Linked DNA regions of Homo sapiens: region 1 is linked to region 2. Evidence: chromatin loops called from intact Hi-C (ENCODE). Cell type or tissue: B cell. All regions are shown on one strand. Region 1 overlaps RNF121 (ring finger protein 121). Region 2 overlaps NUMA1 (nuclear mitotic apparatus protein 1).

What was found. A loop is a pair of places that touch in the nucleus more often than their neighbours do. Peaks named below come from ENCODE experiments on the same cell type or tissue, not always from the same donor. Only the 100,000 strongest peaks of a DNase experiment are listed, where the experiment ranks them.
Region 1: a loop joins it to region 2, with 3 times the contacts of the local background. A loop is called at or near these places in 3 of 110 quality-filtered maps.

What each region holds. Positions count from the first base shown.
Region 1 is chr11:71,990,616-71,993,115 of GRCh38, forward strand. It overlaps RNF121 (ring finger protein 121), which reads left to right. Exons shown (of 9, transcript NM_018320.5): 6 at 1-102. Among named protein-coding and RNA genes, the nearest start is that of IL18BP, 7.0 kb to the right of the region's middle. RefSeq lists enhancers at 892-941, 1,122-1,181. In B cell, no CTCF peak of the experiment used is centred here; a DNase peak (open chromatin) is centred at 1,086; H3K27ac peaks cover 951 bases.
Region 2 is chr11:72,039,908-72,042,407 of GRCh38, forward strand. All of the region lies in intron 2 of NUMA1 (nuclear mitotic apparatus protein 1), which reads right to left. Among named protein-coding and RNA genes, the nearest start is that of NUMA1-AS1, 27 kb to the left of the region's middle. RefSeq lists enhancers at 326-405, 886-1,671, 1,672-2,455, 1,906-1,955, 2,046-2,125. In B cell, no CTCF peak of the experiment used is centred here; DNase peaks (open chromatin) are centred at 1,024, 1,304, 1,734, 1,954 and 1 weaker place; H3K4me3 peaks cover 2,500 bases; H3K27ac peaks cover 2,500 bases.

The sequences.
Region 1 (2,500 bases), 49 kb before region 2:
ATGGACTTTGGCATCTCCCTTCTCTTCTATGGCCTCTACTATGGAGTTCTGGAACGGGACTTTGCAGAAATGTGTGCAGACTACATGGCATCTACCATAGGGGTAAGTTCATCCGGGTTCTTAAATACTGCTTCTTGACACCTCCAAATTGCTCAAGTTGATGTCACTTGTTTAATGGAAGAGAAAGGCACTAGGGTGAGATAAGCCACATAAAATCCTTCAAGATGTGCATATGCATGGACATTCCTTCCTTAAAGTTTGGAAAGCAACACAGCCATAAAAAAAGATAAAACCATGTGCGTTGCAGCAACATGCCAGCTGGAGGCCTTTATCATAAGCCAGTTAATGCAGGAACAGAAAACCAAATACTGCATGTTCTTACTTATAAGTGGGAACTAAACATTGGATATTCATGGACATAAAGATGGCAACAGTAGGCACTGGGGACTACAAGAGGAGGAGGGAGTGGGGACAACGGTTGAAAAACTATCTGTTAGGTAACTGTGCTCATTACATGGGCAACAGGATCATTCGCACCCCAGACCTCAGTATCACGCAGTATGCCCATGTAACAAACCTGCACATGTACCCTCTGAATCTAAAATAAAAGTTGAAATTATTAAAAAAAAAATTAGCCAGATCTCAGATGTACCCTATAATTTTTCTCTTTAGGGCCATTATAGGAAAGAGCCACTTTATCCAGCAGGAAGTTAACATTCATTCAGTAGATACTTTTTAATGCCTGCTATGTGTCTAGACACATAGCTATATGCCAGAATTACAAAAGTGTACAAAAATAAACATGGTTTTTGCCCAGATAAACTTTACTCTTAGGTGGGAGAGATGGCTATTACAGTAACAAACACAGATAAAAATAAAATTACAACTTTAATAAGCATTATGTAGGAAAGGTTCATGATGCTGTAAACACATGTAGTAGTGTCATTTGACCTAGTCTTGGGGCTCAAAGATGGCTTCCTTGAAGAAGTGACTATGGAGCTGACTTGAACAATGAATAGCAGTTAAGTGGATGAAGTGAGAACCAGGCAGAGGAAAGAGCATTCATAAGAGTCCTGTCACGGGAGAAAGTGTGGGTGTTTTTGAGGAACTAAGACCATTGCGGTTGTATGGCCAAGAAGTGCCTGGAGAAGTAGTGACTAGACTAGAAAAAAGCCTGTGGGCCAAATTAAAGATTTTGATTTTTATGCTAAAAATCCTGGGAGGGGCCGGGCACAGTGGCTCACTTTGGGAGGCTGAGGCAGGCAGATTGCTTGAGCCCAGGAGTTCAAGACCAGCCTGAGCACCATAGTGAGACCCCATCTCTACAAAAAAATGAGACAAAAAAAAAAAAAACCTAGCCGGGCGTGGTGGCACATGCCTGTAGTCCCAGCTACTTTGGAGACCAAGGTGGGAAGTCACTTGAGCCTTGCAGTGAGCTTGTTCATGCCACCAAACTCCAGCCTGGGCAACAGAGCAAGACGTTGTCTCTAAATAAGTAAAAATTCACAAAATGTATAATAATCATGCAAAGGCACAACAATAAATGATGGGGCACAAAAGTGCTTAGTCCATATTGGTAATTGTTTTTGAACTGCACAGTGGTAGGAGTTGCTCCTTACAATTTTTACTTTGTGAACTCTTATTCCTTGATTTAACCCACAGCCGCTACAACAACAGCCACTGTCACTTACTGCTTTACCAAAAATTGGGGAAGCTTTCATACTTGCTTTGTTAATCTTTAACTGTATGTGTAAAGCTACACATTTCATTTCAACATTTAATATTAAAAGTGTTTTGAGTCTTTACTTAAGAGACAATTTGGTGTCTCTTAAATAGAGGTTTAGTGATGTCTTTGTGACAGAAATATGACACAGGAACTGAACTCTTGTTTCTATCAATTAGCCTGTGGTAAAATTGGTTTTGTTATATGTCGTTTCATTTAAAGTCACAGTTTCCAAGAAACTGTCAGTGAAGTGAGGACATACTGTATTTGAGAAGTATTTTGGACTTAGATATAGTTTGGTTCTGAAGACTGAAGGGAAAAATACAAAGGAAATATAGGTTTCAAAGCTGAGATTTCTGATTCGGCAACTGCTTGGATGGTAGTACCTTTCACTGAGATAGGAAATGCTGCAAGAGCAGCAGGTGGACATCACGGAGAGATGCTTAAATATGGGTAAATTAACAGCCAATCTGAGAAACGCAAGTAAATATTTCTATTTTTTTTTTCAGAATGGAAATATATCTTTATTGTTTTGCTGTTTATAAAAGTAGTATGTTCTCTTTGTAATTATTTAAACAACACAGAAGTGCTCCCTGTCTCAGTGTCATCCCCCAAGACCCCACCCCAAGAAGGAATATTTCCATCACCTTGGGTAACTTTAATCTAGTACCGTTTAAGGCCAGGGACTTTGTCCCTCAGTATCATGGGAATATTCTAATTTTTTCTCTACTGGATCAAATTGAAAACAGTACATTGGATCACTTTATTGACAGTTTA
Region 2 (2,500 bases):
CGAGATCTCACCTGGCAGGTTACCCAGAGGGGCCAAGCCACCTTGCCCTAGGCTAATAAGCTATAAAAACAGCATAGGAAATACTTTGCTGGTACATCCCCTGCCTCTGAGAAGATAAAAGGCAAGAGGACCAGTGGCTCCAAGAGACGCCATACAGAGAAAAACAATCTTTCTCAATTCCTGGGGAGTCCTGGGTAGACCGTCTGGTCCAAGTCCAAAGAGTTTCCTGAGGTCGGGGCAAACCAGTTTGGTCCATCTAAAGGGACTAGCTTGGGCTGAAGCCTCCTCTTCACACAGACCACTCCATCTTTGTAGCCTAGAGTTTGGCACAGAACCCCAAAGCCCTGGAGAGGAACAAGGGAGGGATTACAGAGGAAACCAAGCTTCTCTGGTTTCTTCAAAAGTGGCTTACAGATGTCTGCCCCTTCTCCCCGTTCTCTGGAGGGTCCAGATCAGGATGATGGCAAAAGAGCTGCAATCAGGAACCAGACCTGCAACCAGGCCTGCAGCCATGTATTGTACTGGGGCGCGTACACATACACACACACACACACACACACACACACACACACACACACACACACACACACACACACACACACACTGACCTGGGCCCCCCACCACTATATTCACACACCCTGGTCCCTATCAGCTGACAAAATGAACCTTTTTTCACTGCCCACCACCGTGCACACACCCACGGCCTCACGCAGAAATGGTGAAGCCCTCTCCTGAGCTGTCTCTACAGCTCAACGTGCAGGCAAACACGCTTTCCTTCTCTGAACAAAAACATGCTGACATCTACGCAAGGGGGAAAGAAAGCAACCCTTTGCTCTGAAAGGCGCCAACTCCCGGATGTTGGCAAGCTCTGCTCCACAGCGCCTGTTTCTGAGTATGTTTACTTGCTCTCCCTCTTCTCTCCCTCCCCTTTAAGGATGGCGCAGGAAAGGGAGGTGAGGGGGGAGAATCCACCCCACCCCCTCGTCCATGTTTGAACAAAAACCCAGAGAAAGAGTGAGGGAGAAAAAGTCTCGGTGCGGGGGGGCCTTACCAGACTCCTAAAGCCAAACGTATCTACAGGTTTTAATCCGCCATTAGCATTTAAATCTTGAAAGGAGAGGAGGAAGGGGGGGCCAGTGGAAAGTAACCCCACACACAAAAGAAAAGTTGTTGGTTTTCTTCTCAGTCTGCCTGGCAGGAGCGATCTTCCTGGCTGACAGCCAGAAGTGCGTCACAGCCAGGAGTCTGCTTTCTTTAAAGGCACAGCAAGCTTCCCCGATCTGGGAGCGACAGCAAGCAGGGGACTCTCAGTGGGGGTGGGGCCCAGAGGGAGGGGGTGCACTGGAGAGGAGGGGCTGCAAAGGGGAAGGCTGGAGGCTTGGTCCACGAACAAGAAAAGCAGGACGAATGGGGGCGGCGGGTTGAGGGTGAAGGCACAAGCAGGCAGGCAAAATTACTGAACTCCAACAGCAGCAAGAGCCAAGGCAAACTGTGGCATAAACACACAAAACACATCTTACAGTGGCCTGCCTGACAAACTGGGATCAACCGGACACTCCCCCTTCGCTCTGTTTTCCACCCAGAGTTTAAGGCAGCAGTAATAATCTGTCCATCTCTCTGGACAGCAATGGAAGGGTAGGACAAGGGCTGTCCTGATAATTAGATCAGCCCCTGCCTGGCGGACCGCAGGGCAAGGAGGAAGACCCGGGAACAGAGGCTTTGAAGAACAAGCAACATGCAGGCCCTCTGATCGGGGGCACCTTCCTGCCGGCCCCAGGGCAGGCTGTGTCTTTAAGTACAACCATGCCACTCACACACAAAGCGCCCTGCCACCTTCCATGGGCACCGCCTGCCCTGCTCTGGGACACGGCCACCCACTAAATCCATTCCCCGAGGGAATCTCTCCAGCCCATACCTTCTGCGTGGCAAGGCCAGGATGCCGTGCTGTGCCCGCTCCTCCCCCTCCGCCACCCAAACAAGAAGCCCAGGCAGATTCTGGCCCTGGAGTACAGGCCTGCGCTGTCCTGTGCTGCGTGCTATTGTCGGCTGTGGAATGGCCGCCAAAATCCCAGCTGTGCTGCCAGAACCTAATCCCCTGTTCCGCTGAGCATTTATGGGGAGGGGCTGAGGGGCCAAGGCACGAGACCGAGTACGCCAGGCACTGGCTGCAGCCCTTAACAGACGCAGGCACGGGGACTTGTAGACTCTGCTTCTCCTACATGGCTGAAAACAAAAGATGTCTGACTCTTAGAAGACAAAATCACAGCATTTCCCCCCACTGAATAGCGAACTTCACCAAGGCTGAAAGGGAAGCCCACCAGATGGTCAACAGGCACCCCCTAATCTTATGCCACAAACATTTACTGAGCACCTACTATGTGTAAGGCACTCCTATAGGAAACTGTAGGAAGTATACAAAGATGAATTAAGCCCAGCATCCGCACTGAGGTAGGTTGTAATTCACAGGAGATAAGAAATATGACTTGAAGATTAATTTCAA